Linked DNA regions of Mus musculus: all the other regions are linked to region 3. A link is a loop called in an ENCODE intact Hi-C map of the cell type or tissue named here. Cell type or tissue: heart. All regions are shown on one strand. Region 1 has its middle 38 kb from the start of Platr27. Region 2 has its middle 7.9 kb from the start of Platr27. Region 3 overlaps Vstm2l (V-set and transmembrane domain containing 2-like). Region 4 overlaps Ctnnbl1 (catenin, beta like 1). Region 5 holds the start of Ctnnbl1 (catenin, beta like 1).

Region 1 (5,000 bases), 310 kb before region 3:
CTATAGGATGAGAAACACCAAGGGCTGGGATAATGGCTGTCTTAGCAAGCTTGGCAGTGGGTAACCCTAGGACAGTGGCACCCCCCCACACCCCCATAGAACACATTCTTATAGCTCTTTATCTTTTTATGATCACAACAGAGCATATATCTACACTTGTTATATGGGCATAGGTGGCTCTCAGGTCTGCTTAAGGTTTACTTGGGAAGGAGCTGAGGTCACTGAGGTCAGAGATCCTTACAGAGGCCCTCCACGGCCCTCTGATGATTAAAAGTCTCCCGTCAGGTGGTGCCTGAGGAGATGGGCAGGTGTACAGTGTAGTGACAACCTGCGGTCCGCCCCCTTTTCCTTGTTGATGCCTCTGTGGAGACAGTCTGGTCTCAGATGAGTATATTCCCTGAAGAGAGGCAGCCAGAGCAGCTGTCAGCATTGCTGAGATGGTGAACGGCTGTGGTACCTGTCAGCAGCCACTGCATAGCTGTCTTGGTGACAGGTGCCAGCGGCAGGAGGAGAAATCAGCTCTTCTTGGGCTCTGGGTTCTTGTACCAATGCTGCCTATTGATCTGCCTACATGGAAGGGTGAGCAGGGCCCTGTGCATTTGAGAGCAGGGCCTAGCCCCTGGGTTTGTTTCACTAGATTTAATTCTGGTCGTATTGTCTACGGGACATCTGTCTGTTCCTTGTTGGAGACCTACAGACTGCTTGGCCTGCTTGGGTTCTCTGGTCCTGCAGCCAAGTGTTGGCACTGCCTCGTCCACTGGCTCACTGGTGAGCTCGCTATTTCCAGAGCCTGGGCCTAGGCTTCAGGCCTCCTGCCCTACTTCACCCAGGAGGTCGTTTCATTTCCCTCCCTCCCCACAGGGCTTCTATCACGTACATTGTTCCCATGAGGGAGAATTGGACCCTTTTCCTCTCAACTCGGATGTCTGTAGCCTGAAGAGGGAGATCTGGTGGGCTTTAAGACCCAGGGGCACCAGGGTCAGAGTTAGACAGTACAGGATCTGGATCCTAGGAAGGGGACTCTGTAGTTGTTAAAATTAGATTCCAGCTGGTGATTGGAAGTGAAGCTTAAAAAGCAGAGGCTAGGGTGGGTCTGCCTGCCTCCCGAGGTAAAGGGCCAGCTACCACGGAACAGACTGCCAGAGTGCTGGTGCCCCAGGAAGAGAGCACAAAAGTCAGGACATGGTGGCAGTCCAGCAGGAGCTGGATCGGACTCATCCTTCTTACCAAACCCCTAGTCCCAAATAAACCAGAGCCTCTGGATCTGGGTTCGAAATTTAACTTAATATGCTGTGTGACCAAGCATGTCACCTCACCCTCTCTGAACCTCAATACCCATCATTCTTTTTTTTTTTTTTTTTTAAACAGGGTTTCTCTGCATGGCCCTGGCTGTCCTGGAACTCACTCTGTAGACCAAGCTGGCCTCGAACTCAGAAATCCACCTGCCTCTGCCTCCCAATTGCTGGGATTAAAGACCTGTATCACCACTGCCCGGCTAGTACCCATCATTCTTATACGAGAACCACAGTAGTCACTTTAAGGGTGGGGGATACTCTTGGGGAGAGCCTAGACAGAGTGGGGACCCAGCAAGAAGCAGTTTCCACCTTGGGGGAAAGAAAGCCATCACTGTGCCCAATGGGGCTGCCTGAGACCTGGGAAGCAGAAGCACGGCCTAGTTCCCTGGGCTGGTGGCTGAGGACTCTTGCTGATCCCTGGTTACTATGCATTAATCTCTGTAAAGGGCCCTGCCACGGGGTCTGGAGCACAGTGAATGTCACACATCTGGAATGATGCTCACACTGAGGCAACATCTGGGCATTCACTGTGTCAGGTTTCAAGTCAGCTACCCAGGGCCTTGAGAAATGGTAAAGCTGGGCACATCTAGATCCCTGAGAATCTAGAGCCCAATCTAGGGTGGCAGAGGGGAGACACAAAAGCACCCACAACACAAGACAAGGTCAGGTGGAGACCCGCAGAGAGGTTTCTGAATGGCAGGAGGATGCCAGGGAGTGTAGTAAAGATGAGCTGATCTGTAGGCATTGCCTGTGCCTGGGCACCCTGTCTTACTCATATAGTCTCATTTAAAGCTCAAAACAGCAGTTACAGGGACTTCTTGTGGGCAAGTAGACCTTGCCACCAGACAGAAGAACTGGTCAGGCTGAGTGGCCCCAAGCCCCCTGAAACTCAGAACTGAGAATGGTAGGAGTGGGGCCAACTCCATGCCAAACTCTACGTGCTCTGGGACACATAACCACGACAACCCACTGAGATGACCATGACAATCAGCCATGTGGGGGAAAACATCTGAAGTCCTTCCCCATGCAGGTTAGCATCATTAGCATCTCAGTTTGAGCCAATAGGAAACCCCTACCCCTGGATCCCACCCTGCTCCTCAGTGTTTATAAAGTCCCTGTACACATGGAATAGAGCGCACAGGCTATTTCACCGAGAATCATCTGAGAGCGACTGATTTACTGAGCTGTGACACTTGGGGAAAAGGTTTTCTTCCCAGAAGCATTCATCGCTGGTCCTTGTACCCTCCTGACAGGCTGGACTCATGCTCCTGCTGCCTCTGTTGTCACTGCCTGCTGCCACCGGCAGCTGCCCTGCCCCAGCTGCTGGTATTGACGCTGCCACGGTGCAGGCCAGATCTGGGACCTCAGGTACCTGCCCCGCGTAGGCTTCCCTTCTGAGAGCTGTCACACTGTGTCCGTCTCTGGCTGGACCACAGGGTTCTGCAGAGGATGACAACTTCTAGTCCCATTTTACAGATGCAGAAACTGAGCCCAGAGAGGTCGTGTGATGGCTGATGGCAACCTTCATTGTCAGCTTGATAGGATTTAGAGTCACCATGGCAATAAATCTGCAGGAACGACTCTCAGGAACTTTCTAGACTGTCTTAACAGAGGTGAGAAGACCCACCCTAAACACGCACCGCACCGTTCTACGGCTAGGAGCCTCGATTAAGTGAAAAGACAAAGTAAATAGAGAACCAGCATTCATCTCTCGCGTCTTCCTGCAGATGCAATGGCCACCTCATTCCCAGGGCAAGCCTTCCAGGCCGCGACAGGATGGGGAATGGAAAGATGCAGCAGGGAGCCTGACCAGGAGATGGCGCCAGTGTTGCTGACTTTGAATGACAAACGAGACGGACAAAGTGGCCAGGCTTCTGCTGGATTAGAAACAGACCGCTCAGCATGAGAAATAGCCAGGGCTAGAGCCATTAGCCTTATCAAAAAGCTGATTGCTCTTAGCAAAGTATTTAATACGGTTTCCTGCTATTAGGGCCCAAACCTGGACTAGCAAGATATTAATTCTGCAGATAATCATTGAGAGGGGAGGACCATATTTTAATATATGGCAACAGGCAAGCTATTGTCATTTTTCCCTTCTATCTTGATTGCCGGCTACCCAATTAGAACTGGCTTTCGATGCCCCTTCCTGGAGGGACGGAGATAAGGCTTAATGTCCTCGAACAAGATCTATCGGCTGCGACGAGAGGCCCATAAATATTAATAAATCTATAATTAGTCCTGTGGAAAGGGGTATCCATCCATGAGGCAGTTCCACCCATCGATGCCAAGAAACCACTTTTGCTGGGAAAGCATGACTTTTCTCTCCCAAATGCCAGGCTCTTTGTTCCAGAAGGAAGCAGCCCTTAGATGGTCCAGATCCTGATGTGTTTGCTTTGAGACAGACCCTCAAGAACAGCCAGGATTTCTGCAGTGGTCTCCAGGGAGGGAGGCTTAGCCTAGGTGGTTATAGGAGAAGGTTGGGGGCCCAGAAACATTTTCTCACATTATTTTAATTTTTAAAAACCTTCTTATTGATTCTTTGTGAAGTTCACTTTATGCACCCCAATCTCACTCATTTCCCCATCCCTTCATATCTACCCTCTGCCCTTGCAACCCAAAAGAAATTTCTTTTTCTTTTTTTCTTTTTTTTCTTCTTTTTCTTTTTTGGTTTTCTGAGACAGGGTTTCTCTGTATAGCCCTGGCTGTCCTGAAACTCACTTTGTAGACCAGGCTGGCCTCGAACTCAGAAATCCGCCTGCCCTCTGCCTCCCGAGTGCTGGGATTAAAGGCGTGTGCCTAAAAATTTTTTTAAAAAGTAAAAGAAGCAACAACCAAAAGCATCTCTCTGTAGAAGCCGCAGGGTGTCCCACAGTACACCTTTTATCCAAATATCATTACTTGCAAATGTTCATTGCAATGAGTCTTTGGTCTGGCTCAAGGCCTCTGGCTTCTGCTAGTCTATCAGTAGTGGATGCTCACGGACTCCTCTCAGATATTCTGTTCTTGCCCTGTGTCATGGAGATTCTGCAACTTTGGATCTGCAGGACCAGCCCCTTCATGAGCTCCAGCAGTTCATAGATGGAGTAGATGTTGGGGTGGGCCCTGGATCAAAGCTCCCCAGTGCTGCACCCATCGAGGGGCATTGGCCTGCCCATGCAACCACCTGGCTAGTGAGGGGTGGAGCCAACTCTGCTCAGCGTCCCACACCCCTCGTACATCTACATGGCCCAGGGGCGGCAACCCAGACCAGGACTATGCACTCGGCCTTTGATGGTAACATGGACCACAGATGTTGACACAGACCCTTGCTGCTGCAGGGCAATGGACCCAGACATGGCTCTTGGTAGCACCATGGGCAGCGACTTCACTGTGGCCTCAGATGACAACACAGGCTGCTCCCTTCAGGCTGTTCCTCAGCACCCTCATGTCTCCAGTTCTGCCTCTCCTCATGGTGCTCAGACCCCTCTGCTTCTCTCTCTCCCATCTCTCTACCACTTGCGAACTGCAGTGGCTCTCTCTCTCTTTTTTTTTTTTTTAAAAAGATTTATTTATTTATTTATTATATGTAAGTACACTGTAGCTGTCTTCAGAGACTCCAGAAGAGGGCATCAGATTTCATTACGGATGGTTGTGAGCCACCATGTGGTTACTGGGATTTGAACTCAGGACCTTCAGAAGAACAGTCAGCGCTCTTAACCACTGAGC
Region 2 (5,000 bases), 340 kb before region 3:
CAAGCCCCCAGATCATAAAGCCCAGGAGAACAAAGTGGGGGAATAACTTGAATTGATAGCTATGGAAACCTAGTCAGTGCTGTGCTGGCAGAGGGGTAGACATGGAATGGACAGGCATCCTGCTCAGAGCAGAGGCAAAGGGATTGCCTGGTGTGTGAGGTTCTGGGTTCCATCCCTAGCAACCCACCCCCGACCCCCCACCCCCCCACCCCCCCACCCCACAGGAGAGGAATAGACTAGAGAAACCCAAAGCAGTAGCATGCAGTGGTGCTCACCAGCAATCCCAGCCACCAGGAAGCAGAAACAGGGGTATGGGGAGTTCACAGTCAACTTCAGCTGCAACCTGGGCTCATGAGACTCTCAACTCCCTCTCCCTCTAGGTGGGCATGCATGTGCAACAGTGGCTCTCTGCCTGTGGGTCTTGACCCCTTTGGGATCAAATATCAGATATTTACATTGTGATTCGCAACAGTTGCAAAATTATACTTATGAAGTAACAACAAAATAGCTTTATGGTTGGAGGGGGTGGGGGGTGGGGGTGGGGGTGGGGGTGGGGTGGGGTTCGCCACAGCATGAGGGACTGTATTAAATGCCCTGGCATTAGGAAGGCGGAGAACCGCTGATGTGGAAGCCTGAGGTTGGTTGATTTTGTGAATTATCTCCCATTGCTCTTTTACCTTCTTCACTGAGGCAGGGTCTCTCAGTGAGTCCCAGGAGCTTGTGGGAATGGCAGTGCACTCCCTCATGTTGTACTGGCTACTTTTAAGTCAACTTGACACAAGCTAGCTTCTCTTTGGAAGAGGGAACTTCAACTGAGAAAATAACCCCACTTGACAGGCCCCTGGGCAGGTCTGTGATGTATTTTCTTTCTTTTTTTCTTTTTTTTTTTTTTTGTGATGTTTTTTCTTGATTGATGAATCCTTAGTCCTGAGGGCCCAGCTCACGGGGGCAATGTCACCCTTGGGAGGTGGTTCTGGGTGCTATAAGAAAGCAGGCTGAGCAAGCCATGGGTGAGCAAGCCAGTAAAAAATATTCCCCATTGCCTCTGCATCAGCCCTGCCTCCAGGGTCCTACCCTGACTTCCCTTGGAGTTGTAAGCTGAAATAAACCCTTTCCTCCCCAAGCTGCTTTTTGGTCATGGTGTTTTATCACAGCAATAGACCCCTAACTAAGACACATAAACTCACAAATGAAAACATTAGCACATACTCTCTCTCCCTCTCCTCCTCTCTCTTCCTCTCCCCCCCACCCCAACACTTGCAGGTAATGAGCTATGACAGAAAGGTTTGTCCTAGCTCATGGCTCTGGCCCAAGGAGCAAAGAATAGCTCTGCAGATGGCTTTGTTGACAGAGTTCTGGTGTGGCACAGGTAAGATACAGGAAGCAGGTGGCAGAATCGGCCACACTGGTTCTTACAGCAAGCCCACTCTTCTGAGAAACTATTAATTCCTTCAAACTCCAATCTCACAAATAAGTCTATCTACACAGTGGGGGTGGAGCCCCAGCCACCTTGTGATGGTCCCACCTCTTAATGGAGTACCATGAGGATTAAATTCAACGTGAGATTCTGGGACAAGGCATACTGGTGCCACCCGCATAGGGGTATGTGGTTTTATTCCTTTCCCATGTTAGTAGCAATTGATGGGTTATTGACTAGCCTTGCTTTATCTGTGTAATTGCTTATTCCCCTGCCCCGTGCACGTGTGTGTGTGTGTGTGTGTGTGTGTGTGTGTGTGTGTGTGTAAGCTCGAAGTTGACATCAGGTGTCTTCTTCCTTCCTTAGTCTCTTCTCTATTTATTGAGGCAGACTCTCTAGCTGAGCCCAGAGCTTGCTAATTCCACCTAGTCAACTTAGCCAGCTTGCTCCAGGGATTCCCCTGCCTCTGCCTATAGGAGTTGCAGAAATTACATTTTAGCTAGCCAGCTTTTAGTTTCTTTCTCCTTTTGACCATAATTCCATGGAGGTCAGGGCTAGGGCTGGACCTGCTCTGCCCATAAGAACTGCTCAGCAAGCACAAGGCACTGTCTATACCGTGAAAAGCTAGCAACCCTAATGTCAAATCTAAGGGCTTGCACCAGGACACTGGATCCTGGTATTCTTCTTTCTCCCCTACAGGCCAAAGTCCCCGAGGGCGGGAGAGCACCCAGAAGAGGCCTGAAACCACAGCCTGAGTGAGGGCTGGTGAGATGCTGAGATGGGTGGTGCCCCTGCCTCCTTGCTTGTCCCTGGGGAAGCCTGGCCCCATCTACATCCTCCTACCCCAGGGGAACTAGGTACACAAAGCCCTATCTGCATTTCTACCAACAGTAGCATTTTACTTTGTAAATGCCATCTGCTCAAGTATAGGGGAGCTGGCATCGTGGCAGCTCCCCTATACTTGAGTGGTCTGCACCTTTGGGGCGGTGGGTGTTTACCTGTCTGTGAATTTCTCCGCAAAGGACTTTCCGGACAGTGATTAGAACTTGCGCCCCCTGTCAAGTCGGGTCTCAGGCAGGTGAAGAGTCTGGCTGCGTGTTCACCGCTCTCCACCAGGGGGCGCCAACGCTCCGCGGAGAGACCACGCTCAGACCGGCTGAGGCTATCGCATCCCCTCTGCTCTGAAAAATAAAGTGAGATTGTGGAAGGAGACTACTTAATCTTTTAAATCCCAGTTCCATAACACAAAACCTCTCTTTAGACTTCATGGGTGCACACGTGGAGAAAGTAGGGAGTGCTTTTCCCTAACTGGGCTGCCTAGAGCCACTCATAAGCAAGGGCTTGGATTTAATGACCCCTCTCCCTTCAGAGATCTGAAGCTGCTAAGGAAGTGTGTGAGCCACCGTTCATGCCCCCTCCTCTCCATGTTCTGTAACACAGGCATCTTGGGAAACAGATACCTCCTGCTCCCTTCCTGCCTCTCTAACATCCTTTCTCAACCCCGAGACTTCAGAGGTGGCTGGGCACAGCCAGAGGTCTTGCCCATTCCCAGATTTTGTGTATCTGGACAGTGAGACAGCCATCTGAGTCCAAGGTTGGATCTCTCAGGATGTGCTGTGCAATCAGGTGCTCTCCCCCTACTCTTCCAGCCCCCACTGTGGGCCAGGCCTTCTGCTGCTTGCTAGGCACAAGGCAGGAAACAGGGAAGCCAGGCTTTGTCTCAGGGTCTGCCTTTCCAGGGGTGGGAGAGATGGTCTAACTAGTGAGCACCAGTTACAGATAGTAATGATAGAAGCCACAATGGGAACTAGGCAAGGCCATGCACATCTGCAATCCTAGTTTGTGAGAGGCTAAGACTGAAAAATAGCAAGTTTGAGGCTAGCCTCGGTTACATAAAAAACATCCTGTCTTAAAAATTAATCGATTGGGGGACTGGAGAGGTGGCTCAGCAGTTAAGAGCACCGACTGCTCTTCTAGAGGTTCTGAGTTCAATTTCCAGCAACCACATGGTGACTCACAACCATCTGTAATGGGATCTGATGCCTTCTTCTGGTGTCTGAGGACTGCAACAGTGTACTTGAATATGTATGTATAATCATTTTTTTAAAAGAATAAATTTCTTTTTAAAAACCAGCTGATTCATTGATTGATTAAGTGGAGAAAGGCTAACGATGCAGCGTTTAAGCCATGAGCTGGGAGATGCGGCCTAGCCACATCGAGGCCAGGCAAGCAGGAGCGACACAGAAAAGGAAAGATCAGAGTCGTTCTCCTGAAAGCGTCTGTGGTGCTGGGTGGGATCTGTTGGGAGCCCGAAGTCCCTAGGAAACTGATGGCATAATTCAGGGGGTCTATGGGTGGACGTTACAGCAGGGTTGAGAGGGAGGAGACAGGCAAGGGTGCTGGCTGGTGGACAGAGGCACCTTTGACCAAGGTGTGTGTGTGTGTGTGTGTGGTGGGGGATGGGGGAGGCTTGCATGAACTGTAGGCAGAAGGCAAACCAGAACAGAATCTTGGACTCCACCCCTCCTCCTTTGCCCTGCTCTGGGGTGGGGGTCAGTGTGGGAGATGGGAGTCGTGAGTGGGTGAGTGAGTTGAAGTTCTACAGGCAAGTATTGGGCTCCAGATCTCAGCCTGGCCTCAGATCACACTGGTTGCATGGCAGACCTCATCCTTGAGTCCAGATGAGGCTGAGAACTTCTCAGCTGCACCAACTCTTGGAAAACCCCTGCACCAGAGCACTCTGGTGACCTTTGACCTCCTCTTCCAGACCCAGGTGAGGGCTGAGGCAGTGGCGGGGAATGCCAGTACAACGAAGCATCTTTATCTTTTGACCTCATTTCTAAATTATCCTCCACACAGAGAACAACATGATTCTTGTGCACCTAGGAAAGCGGCCACGGGAAGTCTGTAGCCAGTGACCTAGCCTGCATGGGTTTCACATGGCCTAGACACCCTTTGCCTGGGCAGGCTGGAGAGGCCTGTGGGACATTCTCTTTCTTCGAGCTTTGTGGGACTCCTCCTTCAGGTCCCATCTCCTTTAGTGCAAGCGAACCTGGCTGAGCCATCTCCTTCCACTCTGGGGCTGTCCCTATCTGAGCTCACTACTCATCCTGCTGGCTCCACCTATAGATGGAGCACTGGGCTTCAGAGGGTACGGTATGTGCAGCCCGCCCAAGGTCAGGTAGCAAGCACATGCCCTTAAACTTCCACTGGTATTCACTGTGATGGTCACAGAAGATGCTGCTCAAATCTACCGTACAGCAGATCACCTCTGAATAGCAGGAAACCACAGCTACTCAAAAAGATCACACACATCTCTTTAGAGGACCAAGAAAACACCCAAGTGGGGCCTGGGCACGAGGCTGGGGTTACATTTAAAACCCTACAACATGATTCTGAGATCCCCTTCCCAAAGTCAGCTCTCTCTCTCTCTCTCTCTCTCTCTCTCTCTCTCTCTCTCTCTCTCTCCCTGGAAATGCCTGGGAAATGTCAATGGCAGCCCTTCCCTCCTCCCTTGAGTCGCATAGCAGCTCAAATATATTATACATATTAAAAGAATATATTCTCTGGCAGCCCTGAAGGG
Region 3 (5,000 bases):
TCATGCGTTCCTGCTTCTCACCAGGAGGCTCTTATGGGGCCTGTGCGGCCAACTCTGGAATCCTCTGTGGGTCTGTCACATTGTTTCCAGGCTGGAAGTCGGTTCCTAGCCTGGCTACATACTGATGCTGGCTCCTGACCAGGCCAAGACTTCTTTTTTGGAGTCACAAGTTTCCCCCTCAGTAAATCCACCACCTTATCTGTATGCATTGTAAGACAAAAGGGTAGCATTAGGGAGCCACTCCAATTGGAAAAAGGAGATGGGGTGAGTCCTTCCACTCAAGAGACACTAGCTGCTGTTTGTGAGTTCTCTATTGACCCTTGTGTGTGTCCCCGGCTGTGTGTCTCAGTGCAGGCTGGGAAATATGTCTACAGGCCATACCTGCCTTCTCAGGAACCATCATTTTTACCCTGGGTTCTCTTACTTGGGAGGTGGGAACAGCAGGGAACCACTAGAGTGATCTGTGGGACTTGGCAGGCACAGATAATGCCATCTAGAGAGGGACATAAGTATCCAGAGATGGGGCTGGTGGGGTTAGCAGCCCGCTACTGTGATCTCAGGAAGGGTGAGTCTTGCCAGATGATGACTGGGCTTTCAGCTCTAAGAAGGGTCCTTACACTCCCAGCGTCCTTCCCAGTTAACATTTTCTTTTGTTATTTTTAGTTATAGACATGTAGAAATTTACAAAAAAAAAAAAAAAAAAAAGATCAGAGTCCCCATACCCACCGCCCAGTCTCCCTAATGATGCATTCGACTCCAAATGCCTCTTCTCTTGTAATGGAAAAGAAAGTTGCCAACAGAGTTATATTCAGAGCAGATTGAATCATGAGAGTGTCAATCTGGAAACTACCGGAATACCAGCCAACGGGAAACTGTGTAGGCAAGTATACGATAGAATACTACACAGCAATGAACAGAGCCAGCTGATTGTGTGAAAGAAAGTCAGACTTGCAAACCCCCCTCCCCTACCCCCTCCCCTCCAAAGAGAGTTCTGGAATAAGGTTAAAATTGGATGGCGGTGGTGGACCCACAGGCACAGCAGGAATAGGTTGTCTACCGAGCTGGGTGTTCTTGACCCAGGAGAGCGGGCTCCCAACTATAAAATGAAAAAGACTGGGTCAAGGGTCAGGTGTGGTGCTACAATCTAGCGTTTTGGAGGCTAAGGCAGGGTCCTGACTTAGAGACCAGCCTGGACAACATAGGAGACTTTAGCTTTAAAATAATCACATCAATAAAAAGCCAAAACTTTACAAGATAACACCCACTCCACCTCCAGGGAGTGGACAGTTAAACTCTAGAATCCAAATGTAGTACTCGGTTGTCAGCCTGTGTCCCTTTTTTTTCTTAGATTTTACTTGTTTTTATTTTATGCGTTTGCCTGAATATATATATATATATATATATATATATATATATATATATATATATATATATCTGCGCACCACACATGTGCCGGGTGCCCGTACTAGAGGAGGAAATTGGCTCCCCTGGAACTGAAGGTACAGACAATTGTGCGCAGCCATGTGGGTGCTGGGAATTGAACCCCGGTCCTCTGCAAGAGCAGCCTGTGCGCTTAAGCTCTGGACCTTCTTTCCAGTTTCCAGGCCCAGTACAGGGTTGGTGAGATGGCTTAGCAGGTAATGGGCGCTGGCCATGAAGTCAAATACATGAGTTTGATCCTTAGGATCCAGATGGTGGAAGGCGAGGGGACTCCTGCAGATTTTCCTCTGACCACACATTTACTGTGGCACGTGCCTTCCCAACCCCCAAGTTTCCTGAGCTCTACCGAAGCTCTGCTGTGAGGCTGCTGGCTTCTGTCCTACGCAGGGCTTTTCCGTTTGTTCAAAACAGCAGCACAGCCTGGGAGCTTTGCCAGGAGTCTGGTTCCCTGCTTGTCTGTGGAACTCTTGTCAGTTCTGGCTCACCCTTCTTCAATGCTGGGCGGTATTCCACTGGCTGCACGCAACTCTCCGTGGATAGGAGTTAGCGTTGCTTCTGTTTGTCCGTCTGCCATTCAACAGTTCGGATGCTGACCTTGGGTCCCCTCCCTGGCGGTATCTGGGGTGGGGACAGCCTGGCGGCTTGGCTCGCGACCCCGGCCGGTTCTCACGGTGCCTCTGTCGCCCCCAGGTGGTCAAGGTGGTGGGCAGCAACATCTCCCACAAGCTTCGGCTGTCCCGGGTGAAGCCCACGGACGAAGGCACCTACGAGTGCCGCGTGATCGACTTCAGCGACGGCAAGGCCCGGCATCACAAGGTCAAAGCATACCTGCGGGTGCAGCCCGGGGAGAACTCGGTGCTGCAGCTGCCTGATGCGCCCCCCGCCGCGCCGGCGCCGCCGCCCAAGCCGGGCCGGGAGCTGCGCAAGCGCTCTCTGCCCGAGGCCTGCAGCCTGTAGCCCGCCCGCCCCGCATGCAGTCCTCCCGGCCCTGCGGCGACGGCGGCAGAGGAGTCCCGCGTGTGCTTTGCTTGCTTATCCCCCTCCCGGCTCCGCCTCGTGCACCCCGTCCTCGCGGCCAGCCCCCTGGTGAGGAGCCGGGCCGGGGCCCAACGCTCCTGTTCCTCATCATTCTACCTGGAACCGGCTCCGGAACCCCGAGGGAGGCGGAGCCCCACCAGCCCCACGCGGGAGGCTGCCCCGCCAGGCAGAGTTAGCACCAGCAGGCTCGCTCAGGGCCCCCCGAGGCTCTCCCCGAGCCCCCCTCTGCCGGCAACCCCCCCCCACGCCCAGCCCCTTCTCGGGCCTGTGAAGTCCACCCAAGGGACCCCCTCCGCCCATCCCATCCCTATTCCTGATCAGGGGACACCCACCCTGGTGGTTTGTAAATATTTCTATTGGGCCCACCCCGCCCCGGAACTGGCTCAAACCTCTGGCCACCCTCGGTGATGGAGGGGAGGTGGGAGGCCCAGGGCTTTGCCTAGGGGTGAGCGGGCCCTGTGTATATGACCCAACCTGTGAGTACCAGCCAACTCCAATAAAGCGGTTTAAACCAACCCGGGCAGTGCCTTGCTGAGGCTGGGAGCTGAGCCGCTGTGGGGAGGAAGGGAGGGTTTTGTAGGTCACAGCACTGAGCAGAGGTGACCTGGTGCTGAGAGGAGCCTGGCAGCTTTGCAGAGAGCAGGAGTTGCTGCTGGCCTTGGGAAGGGGTCTCAAGGGGCGAGAGAAGCAGCCTTTGTCGTCCCCCACTGTGAATACTGAACCCGAATTAGTCCTAGATTCTGAGATAATCACACATACAGAAGAACCTGTGAAGCATGTTTGCGCAAGTGTATAAACATCTTTGTAGCTGTCACCCAGCAAATCCATCACCCCATAGCGGACTCCCACCTTGGCCCTCAGTATCCTCTACCCTACCAGGGAACCCAGTGGTGACTCTTGTTTTGTTTTGTTTTGTTTTTTTCGAGACAGGGTTTCTCTGTATAGCCCTGGCTGTCCTGGAACTCACTTTGTGGATCAGGCTGGCCTCGAACTCAGAAATCTGCCTGCCTCTGCCTCCCAAGTGCTGGGATTAAAGGCCTGCTCCACCACGCCTGGCCCAGTGGTGACTCTTACGGTAATATCATCATCATCAACAACAACAACAACATCACGGCCGTCAGTTTTGGCTCTAGAGTCTCATATAGCCCCAGTGGTCTTCTTGTTTCAGTCTCCTAAGAACTAGGATTATAGAAGTGTGCCATCACCCCTAGCTTAGTAGGTTTGTTTTAGTTTTTTTTTTTTTTTTAAATATTTATTTATTTATTATATGTAAGTACACTATAGCTGTCTTCAGACACCTCAGAAGAGGGCATCAGATATCATTACGGATGGTTGTGATCCACCATGTGGTTGCTGGGATTTGAACTCAGGACTTTGGAAGAACAGTCAGTGCTCTTAACCGCTGAGCCATCTCTCCAGCCCCTTTTTTGGTTTTTCGAGACAGGGTTTCTCTGTATAGCCCCGGCTGTCCTGGACCTCACTTTGTAGACCAGGCTGGCCTCGAACTCAGAAATCCGCCTGCCTCTGCCTCCCGAGTGCTGGGATCAAAGGCGTGCGCCACCACGCCCAGCTGTTTTAGTTTTAATACCTATATGTACATCACTTTATTTCTTACTACAGTCTTTGGGTGGTAGGGTGGGGGAGGTGTGCAGAGGCCAGAGAACAACCCGAAGATCTCAGGGATAGCAGTCCTCTCCTTCCACCTTGTGGGTCCCAGGAATTGAACTTAGGTCATCAGGCTGGGAGAGGCAAGCGCCTTCCCCCACTGAGCTGGCTCCCCCATTGCCACTTTAAACAAAACAATCGACTTGACTTCTCTTTTTTTCAGTGCTGGGAATGGGGTACCTTGCACATGCTAGGCAAGTGCTCTCCCGGGGAGCTTTATCCCAGCCCCCTCATATTTGAATTTTGTGGTTTTGTGTTTGAAACACGGCCTCCCTCACGTAGCTCAGCATGGCCTCACACTCTTTGTGTAGTCATGGATGCCCTTGAGCTCCTGATCCTCCTGCCTCAGCTTCTCCAGAACTGGGCTGACAGGGTGTGTTCCTTCTGGGTGCTTTATCTAAGGCTGCTGCTCTGAGCGCCTCCTCCGTGTCTGCTGTTCATTGAGCAAGAGAACCTCAGGGGCCTTTGCCAGGCCAGTGCTCCAGGCTATCCATGAAGGGATCTCATATTCTCCTGGGATAGTCTCCATCCCTCTATTACACAGGAGGAAATCAGGGGCAGGGAGGGTTCACAGCTCCCCCTAGCTTACACAATAGTTGAACCTTCCTAAACCTAACAGTGGGAGTGCTTGGCCAAGGCTGGATCACTTCAAACTGCTTCTCCCCGGGGCACCACCGTGCATGCCTTGGGTCATCCCAACTGCCACACCTCCACTGAGGATTACCTGAGGATGGGTTGACACGGACCTCTCAAACCAGTATGGCCAGCAGGTCTCTTGTCTTTGCACCTTCAAAAACCAATGGCACTACCCAGGGACGGGGGTGTGTTGATATGACAGAACTGGGTCCCAAGACTTT
Region 4 (5,000 bases), 190 kb before region 3:
TGTCACCCACCCACAAACAGGACAGGCTGTGACTTCCATGTTGAAGCCCACACTTCATGCGAGGCTCCAGCTGTGTGATGTGCATGTGCTGTGTTCCTCTCTATTTGGAGCAGAGGAAGGGGAGGCTCCAGAGCTGCTGCTGCATGGAACACCTGGGGAGGAGAAGGTTGACCCTTCTTCCTAGAAGAAGACCATGAGTGACGGCAGCCTAAAATAAAGACAGCAGAGACTTATGGGGAATGGGGAGGCACAGCACCATTGATTGGCCTTGTAGTTCCTGCCACAGGTATCATTTTTGTATAGAAAGACTGGTTACATGTAAATGCCCTTCTCCTCATTGCCCTGAGGTCCTCTAAGGCTGTGGCCAGATGAGAGCTTGCTGGGGCGGGGGGGGGACACTGCTCAGTAAATGCCCTTGACTAAGGAAGAATGGAGTGAGGGGTGGATGAGTGACGGAAGTGGCCACCCAAAACTGGGGAATACATTGGGGGGTCACCTACAGTGTTGTTTGCCATCTCTCCTGTTGCCTGTTTACAGCTCTTCTGCCTCAACTTTCTTCCTGCTGGGATTATCGATGTGAGGGTCCATAGGAGAAGTGCCCAGGTAGAGGCCCTAGAAAGACATTCAACCATTCTTCGTTCCCTCTTCAACCACTCCATCTTTAGCCAGCAAACCCTAGTGAGCCTCCTGTCTGTCCCCACATCATTGGTACCACAGTTCATCTGTGACCATACCAGGTTTTTATGTGAGTGCTGAGTATTTGAACTCTTATCCACTGAGTTATTTCTCCAACCTTTGTTTTTGTTCTTAAACATTTCTTTTCACTGAAGCCAGGGCCTCACATATGCTAGGTAGGCCTTTCATGATGGAGCTAAATCTCAGCCCCTTGCTGCTGCTTCTTTCTTGATGAAGTAGATTAAGCTGTGTTGTGACTGATCTTGGTCTTACTCATAGGAAACTTGCTTTAAATAATAGCAGATGGTCTATTCTGTTCCTTCTATAACCTGAGAGTTGATTGGCATTTCTTTTAAAGACTAGGGCTGCCTCTGACCCTAAAGCAAGAGATCGATTGATTCATTTATTTGCCAGAGATTTACTGTAAGTCCACTGTGGGCCATAATTGCTGTTTTTCTCAGCACCCAGACTTATAGGCAAGAAATGAGCCTGCACAAAGCAATAAGGTTGGTTTTTATTTTGTGTTAGTTGGCTCGAGAATATCCATTTCCTATGTATGAAATATATATACACACATGTGCATATGTACATATATATTATATAGAGATTATGTGTGTGTTTAATATTTGTTGTGGACTTTTTCTGGGTTTGGCTTTTCTCCATATTATTTACAACAGTAGGGGGGCTCCCCCCCCCCAAGATTTATGGTGATTTGTCCAAGGTCACACACTAGTGACAGCAAATTCGGTCACCAAAGTGCATTCTCTTCCCTTGTCCTTCTCCGTATTCGTGGACTAGTTCCCATCAGTTTCTTGGGTGTTTTGTGTTTCATACAGTCCTAGGACGCACATGTCTACATCACTGCTGTCAGCTCATTTTAAGTGTAAGGAGCCCCAGGCAGGGATGTACAGTAAACACGGAAAGCAGGTGAGGCAGGCTGCTTCTGTCATGATTGAATTCTTCGCCACCGTTTTCCAGCTCTGTGACTTTGGGCAATATGCTGAGGTGTCTCTCGCAGCCCCACTTGCTCCATTTGGTAGCAGGAATATTACCTCTGCAGAAGGCGCGCTCGGGACTGGGAAGAAAGCGGTGCACTTATGACCTGGAGCAGGCCTGCAGACCGTGGTGGCTGTGCCACTTCAGTGGTCATTTGGTAAAAAGCTGTAGGGAGAATTTTCTGGGTTCTTCAGACCCCACAATTCTAGGATCTTCATGCTTTTGTGTGTGTGTGTGTGAAATTTAAGGCCCAGCAAGGCTCATGATGTGGCTTTGTTTTAAGAGGCGGACGCCTTCTGTCTTTCAGGCTGTTTGAGGCAGCATGCCTCTGGTGTTGTGATGTTCACGGGAATCCTCGAGTTTCTGAGTAATTTCAGTCTGAGACAAGTGAGTAGAATTGATGTCAGGTTGCCTTAACACAGGTGTTATAAACAAGATTAAGAGGTTGTTGAAAAGATATCAGCAGAGCTCTGGGGCTGGCTTTCTGAAGTCATTCTAACGTGACAGCTAATGGGTAGTTTGCCTGATGGCTCTCCCTGAGCTGGCTGTAACTGACTGGAGATTCACCCACAGAGGAGCCCTGCTTATGAACATTTGCTGTTCTTTGTCATGAAGTCAAGCCCTGACAGAGACGCTGTCTTTGAGCCATGCATGTTACTTTCAGATAGTTGAGACCATTTTTCCCCTATGTTGTTGCTCTGTTTTGTATCTTTTGAGTCAGTCAGTTTTAAACTTGATATCCAGAGCCTGATAAGATGGTTCAAAACAGCTGTGTGAGTCCAGTGTATATGTTTGGAGGACAGTTAGGTACCTGTTTCTCAGCTGCAGTGGCGTTCTGTCTGTGAGGAATGTGTTGTTCCTAGCCCGTGTACCAGGTGCTCCTGCCAGGACGCTGAGGACCTTCAAATGCCCCTGACGTCAGTGGCAGTTAGTCTCAGGTCACGTTGAAATCTGTTTTATAGCCTCCCTGGGAGAGTGGTGGTGGGATGAGGCCGGCACAGTGAATTTGCAGGTAGCTACTAAGCCATTGGCCCTTTGCCCCTCTCCTCCACATGGCCAAGTGGCCAGCGTGCTTTCCTTTCCTAGAGAAATGTTTTCAGACATTGGATGCCTGACTTGGATCATTCCTTCACCAGCCTCCTTCACCAGCCTCCTTCAGCAGCCTTCTCTTTAGTGGGAGTGGAGATACTGTGCTAACGTCTGTAGCTTGTCAGCCATCTATAAAATAGTAAAACCTTCGAGTAAGGAGACAGAAGTGCATCTAGGACCATGGCATCTTTATGCATGATGGGCTCATCAATAGGCATGTGTCCACGTTGACAGGACATATGTCATTCAACCTTTGAGGCCCCCAGTAGGGGGCGCTGCAGAGCCTGGGGCAGTTGTGCTGGGCCCTGCCTTCCTCCCTCTGCAGACCCTGCCCTTCCTCCCTCTGCAGTATCACATGGAGGCTTATTTTCACGCAGGTATAGGTCCACCCAACTTTCACGTCCCTGGGAAACAGGCTGCTTGTGTGTAAACAGAGTTATGTGGCTGAGATCAAAACGAAGGGAGAAGGCTCAAGCAATCAAGGAGGAAGGGCTGACAGATTAATAATTAAAGTTCGCACTTGCAATCCGGTCTGAGTCTTCATCCTCCCTTCTCCAAGTGTCCTTACTGTCTGTCCTGGATTAAGTGCGTCCTCCCTGCAATAGCCCTTCCCTTCTGTTTGAAGGAAGAATGCACTTCAGAGTTTCGGTGATCTTAGACAGCATCAAGACTTCTTGGCCCCACTTTGTTAATGAATCATCTGTTGCTAGAGGCAGTGGTCTGGTGGCTGCGACAGATGTGCCATATACAACATTCAGAGCCACATGCGGGCTCACTGGTGCCAAATGCACATGCCCCATCCTCATCGTCTTAAAGCACTGTGTAAGCCTAAACAGTGGACTTGTATCTGCGCTGTGCTTTAAGACAGATAGGGGTTTCCTGGACAAGGCCTTCTGTAGCCCAGGCTAGCCTCAGACTTCCTGCCTTTGCCTCACAAGTGCTGAACTTGCAGGTGTGCTGTCATGCTCGTCTCATCAGTAATCAGTAGTTTTTTCAGGTCAGCTTGTTTTTAATGTTTAGACCTTGAGAGTGGCCTGGTGTTGGGGGAGGTAACCGGAGGCCCAGCATGAGCTCCTCTCCAGGAGATCTCGGGAAGAGAGTGGTTAAGGTCATGCTGCACGGAGACCTTCCTTCCACACTCTGGGAACCTGGATTTCCATAGGTAGTGCTCTCCTGATTAATGAGTGGCAGAAAAGCCACAGAAGGGGCTTTAATTTTGCTAAAACATGGTGGCACTGGGCAGAAGTGATGTGCATGTGGCAATAAGAAGGCCACTTCTGGGGTGCAGGGGAGGCTTTCAGGCTCCAGTCCTTTTTCTGCTGAGTTTATTCATCTGTAAGTGATAGGGTGAGGCTGATTGTCTGAGTCTGCATTTCCCTGTGCTTACCTTACCCTCTGAATATCACTAAGTGCTGAATGTACTAAGCTTTGAACACAGCAAGCCATGTGATTAGACATAGGAGTATAGAAAGATGGAGTCTCTCTGCAGTCAGGGGAACATTGAGAATTTGCGTATTTGTATTAATAATACATTACCAGTTCTGGCAGCCTGGCTGGTTCTTTGGTGTCTCTGTCCTCTCCCACTTGACCGTGACACGGCTCTTGGTCTCTGGTCTGATCCAAATATCTCTCCATAGTTCTGGTGTTTCCAATGTCCACATTAGCCACGGCTAGAAGACCCACTATCTTTTTTTCTTGCGTTTCTCACAAGAACTCAGGTATCTGGAAGGTAATGCCTGTCTGCGTTTCTTTGTGTTTTAACACTTGTTTTCCTAGCGTGGTGTTGTGTAGGTGTGTAAGTTCTGGGAGTCTGGGGAGCGGCTGTTGAGTGTGTCTGTGTGTGAGTGTCCTTTCTTTGTCTGACCTTCATGTTCATGGCAACATATGTACTCAATACTCATTTACTTATCAAACGGAATTGTCTTTTAAATGCAACAGCCTTAAAAATGTTAGAAAATTAATCTAAAACAAAATAAAACATGATCTGTAGAGGTATTCTGATTCTATTCTGTGATCATGACTGGTATTTATGCCACTTCTGAAATTTCATCAGCAAGATGGATAAAACTTTTTTTTTTTTTAACTTAAAAGAGTTGTGGCAAATTATCATTTTGAAAAGCAGCCAGAGAGCAACAAAAGATAGTTTTCATTTAGGTTGAGTAAGGGCTCAGATACTGTTTTGGTTTTGCGTTTTTGAGACAGGGTTTCTTTGTATAGCCTTGGCTTGTCCTGGAACTCAC
Region 5 (5,000 bases), 210 kb before region 3:
TAAGCCCCACTTAAAGCATTCAACTGCTTTTCTAATCCAAAATCCCAAAGTCTGCACTCCTCCAAACCAAAGCATGGTCAGGCTTATCACAGCAATACCCCAGTCCCTGGCACCTACCTTAGTCAGGGTTTTATTGTTGTGAAGAGATACTATGACCATGGCAACTCTTATACAAAGGTTTCTTTGGGGCTGGCTTACAGTTCAGAGGTTTAGTCCATTATGGTTATGGTGGGAAACATGGCATTGTGCAGACAGACATGGTGCTGGAGAAGGAGCTGAGAGTTCTATATCTCGATCTGTAGCTAGCAGGGAGAGACAGTGATACAATAGCCAGGCTTGAGCTTCTGAAACCTCAAAACCTACTCCCTAGTGACACACCTTTCCAACAAAGCCACACCTCCTCTAACAAGGCCACACCTCCTAATAGTGCCACTCCCTATGGGCCCATGGGGGCCATTTTTATTCAAACCTCCAGACTGGGCTTTTGCAAATCTGCCTATTGAAGCTGACTGAGGCAAGGCACAAACTAGAAAATAGTTCTGTTCATGGTTACCTTTATTCTGTCCTGCCTCTCTGGAGGTCACAATCTACACTTAATTGAAAGGGAGGGGAAGGACATGCAAATGAACTCTGTAAAAAGCAGTTTACATTGGCTACTCTTTAAAAACAAAAACCCAATCAGAAAGCATCCCTGTTTTGACGATCTCAACAACTTCCCAAAGTAGATAACATAAAATCCACTCTCCTTAACAACACTCACAAAGCCCACGGTGAAACCTTCTCTGTCATGCGTTGTTCTGGGCTTTGAAGATTCGAGGGTGAGGTTGACAAACTCAATCCCAACTTTTAGAGAGTTTGGAGTCCAATTAATGAGGCTGTCAAAACATAAAATGTCAACCATCAAGTACAAAATGACAGATTGAGTCTGTGAACAGTAGAGGAAGTGCTAACAGAGAGAATAATGAGGAGAGGTTGTGGCAGTTTGAGGAATAACAATTTTCTTATGTGTAGTTGGAGGTAGTTGAATGGGGTTTCTGGATGGTGTCTGTTGTAATCCCAGAAGAGGAACGCCTTGACTATCTCTCAATAATGGGCAAATTCCTTCCCCAGGAACCAACCTTTATATATATATAAATGTGTGTATGCGTGTGCTTGTGGGTCTGCACAGAGACCAGAAGAGAGCACCAGATCCCCCAGAACTGGAGTTACAGGCAATTGTGAGCTGTCCAGCATGGGTGCTGGGAACGGAAGTAGACGTCTAGAGAGCAGTAAATGGTTCTAAGCGCTGAGCCATGTCTCCAGACCCCCAGACCCTTTAATACAGCTTGGGTAGACAGGAGATCTTCCAGTTGCCACTGGGTCTTGTGTTAGTGAATACAAAGAAGCCTGGGGGAAAAAAACAAACATGATATCAATGGTTTCTCAGCCACCTATGGCCGGAAGCCATTTTGTAAGCCCAGGGGAAGCATAATGGGAACCCCAAAATGAAATCCACATATACAATTTCAGTATATCTACTAAGTACGCTTAACAAATGAGAGGAAAGTCAAATTCATTTCATAATATATCTTCCTTTACCCAGTAAGTGAAAAAAAAAAAAGGAACCAGTTCAAGTACGAAAAATCCACTGTGCATTTGATTAACACTTAACATCTTTATTAGGACTAGGCACACTTCAAGTGCCCCAGAGCCACATGTGACTAACTATGGGGCGCATAATTTCAAACCTCAGCTCCTTCCTCTCCCTCTTTCCCTCCCTCTTCTCTCCCTGTAGCCCTAGCTGTCCTGGAACTCGTTTCTGTAGACGAGGCTGTCCTCGAACTCAAAACATATGCCTGCGGAGCTCTGCCTGCCTCTGCTTCCCCAGTGCTGGGATTAAAGGCATTCAACACCACCAACAGGCCAACTTCAATTATCTGTGAAATGAGAATGAAAGAACAAAAGTGCCAGTCTCTGGAAGCTCTTTAAGGTTACCCACGAAATGCCAAGCACTCTGCTCTACTCTTGGATAACGGCCTCGCTTTTAGGTTCATCCCCTAAGTATCCGCCCCTTTCCCCGCCCCTTCAGGTTACAGGCGGAAGCAGAATTGTCAAAACGCGGCGCGCTTTACGGCAGCGCGTCCTTTTACGGCAGTGTGGCGGGCTCACCGGCCACGCGCTCTTTTACTCTATTGGTTCTGGGGCCTGGCGCTTTACGGCAGTGTGTCAGGAAAAGCCTCTGAGCGGCCCGTGGTTCGGGAGTTGAGTGGAGGCAACCAGGGTACCCTGTGCTGATTGGGTCCGGAACCATGGACGTGGGCGAACTTTTAAGCTACCAGGTAAGAGCAGTTGGCGAGGCCGGAGGGCTCCTCATCCTCGCTCGGGTAGCAGGGACAGAGTCCCGTCATCTTGCCTCCCCTCGGTCCCTGGCCCTCACTTCTCATGTCACCCGGGCTTGCATCCTGTCATTGCACTTCACTCCCCTAAGCCCTCTGGACCCTTTCGACCCCTTCCTTCTCCAGACCTGAGCCTTGTGATTTCTGTTCCCCACCCGGTAGCCCTCAGCTCCTCTTCCGTCTCGTTTCTACCAATTCACAGGGCTTGGGGAGACAGTTGTGAAGACCCCCGCCCCCCCCCCCCCCCCGGTGTTGAGCCTCAGTTTCTTTACCAAGTGTCAGTGTAGCTTTGGAGAAGTCTTTCTCCCGTCACGGAGTCTCAATTCTTCTTTTAAAATCTATAAAGTGGATGGATGTATGTGAAAGGTCATTTGAAAGTGCAGAAACCTGTGCCCACGTTCCCTGCTATTGTTAAGCTGTTTGGAAGACGGAGCTTGGAATGGGTCGGTAAGAGACCTCTCGACCTCCTTGCTCAGGGTGCTTGTGAGGAACGGGTGACCCAGAGAGAAGAAAGGACTCTCTTGAGGTCACTCAACAGTTACAAAGCTCAAGTGTCCAGACTCCCAACTCAGAGTTTTGTCCCTCTTTTGACTGCCTAACGAGGCTTCTTGTGTCCATCTTTGTTTTCATTAGCTGCAATAGGCGTTGGGACCCATAAACTGTAATTATTCTGAATTAGGAAGTACTGTAATTGTAAATCACACTTCATTTTAAAGACTTAGTATGAAAAAGGTAGTATTTTTATATTGATCACAGATCCTTGATCATATTGATTGAATATGTATGAGGCCATAATATGATGGAGCAGACTTTGGGTGATGGATGAAATAAAAAGTGGGTAAGCCAACCTTATCCACTTGCATTTTGTTCAAGGTGTGATGTTTTAAAAGTGATAGCTTTGCAGTCAAGAGTAGGCAGTGAGAACCTGTGAACTTGAGTTTAAAAGTGATAGCTCTAGGCCGGGCGTGGTGGCTCGTGCCTTTAATCCCAGCACTTGGGAGGCAGAGGCAGATGGATTTCTGAGTTTGAGGCCAGCCTGGTCTACAGAGTGAGTTCCAGGACAGCTAGGGCTATACAGAGAAACCCTGTCTCTAAAAAAAAAAAAAAAAAAAAACTCAAAAAACCCCCAAAACCAACAACAACAAAAAAGTGATATCTCTGCAGGCCAGAGTAGGCGGTAAGAACCTGTGAACCTGAGCTGTTAGCCATGGCTGCCTTGAATCTCAGTGCCTGAAAGTTGGGAGGGAGGCAGCGGCCAGTGGGTCACTGAGTTCCAGGCCAGCCAGGGGTACATACTGAGACACCCCACCACCACTACAATAAAATAAAATAAAAGGCCTGGATTTGGAGCCCCAGGTTGCCTTCCATGCCTTTTGCCTTACTAACTAGTTGTTGTAATCTTGAACAGATACCTCATGGTACCGACCTTATGGTCGGTTGTGAAGAAAGTTCTTCTTCTGGTAAGAGTCTGTTAAGAAGCTGGCGCCTTTAATCCCAGCACTTGGGAGGCAGAGGCAGGTGTATCTCATTGAGTCCGAGGCCAGCCTGGTCTACAGAGGACAGCCAAGGCTACACAGAGAGACTCTGTCTTGAAAAACCAAAAAATAAAAGCAAACCAAAATGAAAGAACAACAAAAAGCCTAGCTATGTCTGGTGGTTGGTGATTCACACCTTTAGTCCCAGCATTTGGGAGGAGGCAGAGGCAGGCGGATTTCTGAGTTTGAGGCCAGCCTCGTCTACAGAGTGAGTTCCAGGACAGCCAGGGTCTCACAGAGAAATCGTGTTCAGAAACCAAACCAAACCAAAAGAAAAGAAAAAAGAAAAGAGAAAAAAAAAGCAGTGTTAGGCCAATGTTTGTTGCAGTTAAAACAGCCCATAAATACTAATATTGGTAGTTATTTCCTTTAGCCAATATATACAACACTGACCCCGTAGATGGAGACTCCAGGCCTGATGAGAAAGAATACATTAAAAGAAAAAAAGGGAAAGAATACATAAGCAACAGATAACAGATGCGAGGCCATAATAGTTTTCTCTTTAAGATATGTAATTGGTGATGAAACAAGAAAGATGGTGGGAAGGTCACCGATGAGTGCTCGTCTGGGAGTTCTGGGCTGGCTAGTCCAGTCCATTGTTTCAGATGTGGAGCAACACTACCAGAAGGGGCCCATTCTTTGGTTACAGATATTTATTGACCATCTACTGTGTGCAATGCACTTGGTCCACTGAGCATATGATGTGGAAAGAAATGAGACAAGGCTCTTGCTTTTGTGTGAAAAGGCAAATATGGTGGGGGAGTCACCAGAGAATAACTAAGGAAGTAAACAAGAACTTCAGATGGCTGGACGTGTTGTGAGGGAGTGCAGCAGGGTCCGCCGCGGACATGTGAGCATACGTGGTGGCTGTTGTGCACATGGCTAGTGCACGTCAAAAGGGGGGCCCATCTGCATCAAGTTCTTTCTTATGTGTAAAGTGCACCCTGCATCTCACAGCCTTATTGTGGAAAGATGAAATGTCTTAATTTTTAAATATGGATTACATTTGATATACTGGATTAAGGATAATAGATTATTAAACTTAAATTTTGTGCCTACTTCCAAGTTTAATCTTCTATGTAAAGTTTGT

What was found. Hi-C counts contacts between places; a loop is a spot of excess contacts. Peaks named below come from ENCODE experiments on the same cell type or tissue, not always from the same donor. Only the 100,000 strongest peaks of a DNase experiment are listed, where the experiment ranks them.
Region 1: a loop joins it to region 3, with 2.9 times the contacts of the local background. A loop is called at or near these places in 8 of 42 quality-filtered maps.
Region 2: a loop joins it to region 3, with 2.1 times the contacts of the local background. A loop is called at or near these places in 3 of 42 quality-filtered maps.
Region 4: a loop joins it to region 3, with 2.1 times the contacts of the local background. A loop is called at or near these places in 2 of 42 quality-filtered maps.
Region 5: it touches region 3 in a loop (1.8-fold over the local background); 2 of 42 quality-filtered maps call a loop at or near these places.

Annotation. Positions count from the first base shown.
Region 1 is chr2:157,632,740-157,637,739 of GRCm38, forward strand. No RefSeq gene overlaps it. Among named protein-coding and RNA genes, the nearest start is that of Platr27, 38 kb to the left of the region's middle. In heart, a CTCF peak has its summit at 3,100 (motif pointing right); a DNase peak (open chromatin) is centred at 3,112; H3K27me3 peaks cover 1,687 bases.
Region 2 is chr2:157,602,685-157,607,684 of GRCm38, forward strand. No RefSeq gene overlaps it. Among named protein-coding and RNA genes, the nearest start is that of Platr27, 7.9 kb to the left of the region's middle. In heart, a CTCF peak has its summit at 2,528 (motif pointing right); no DNase peak of the experiment used is centred here; H3K27ac peaks cover 251 bases; H3K27me3 peaks cover 3,021 bases.
Region 3 is chr2:157,941,727-157,946,726 of GRCm38, forward strand. It overlaps Vstm2l (V-set and transmembrane domain containing 2-like), which reads left to right. Exons shown (of 4, transcript NM_198627.2): 4 at 2,131-2,993. The coding sequence ends at 2,397. Among named protein-coding and RNA genes, the nearest start is that of Vstm2l, 30 kb to the left of the region's middle. In heart, a CTCF peak has its summit at 2,140 (motif pointing left); DNase peaks (open chromatin) are centred at 1,885 and 2,996; H3K4me3 peaks cover 1,547 bases; H3K27ac peaks cover 1,564 bases; H3K27me3 peaks cover 1,769 bases.
Region 4 is chr2:157,753,362-157,758,361 of GRCm38, forward strand. The region is part of intron 1 of Ctnnbl1 (catenin, beta like 1); the gene reads left to right. Among named protein-coding and RNA genes, the nearest start is that of Ctnnbl1, 18 kb to the left of the region's middle. In heart, a CTCF peak has its summit at 3,021 (motif pointing right); no DNase peak of the experiment used is centred here.
Region 5 is chr2:157,735,242-157,740,241 of GRCm38, forward strand. It overlaps Ctnnbl1 (catenin, beta like 1), which reads left to right and starts at 2,160. Exons shown (of 16, transcript NM_025680.4): 1 at 2,160-2,318. The coding sequence starts at 2,289. In heart, a CTCF peak has its summit at 2,079; a DNase peak (open chromatin) is centred at 2,150; H3K4me3 peaks cover 1,427 bases; H3K27ac peaks cover 1,110 bases.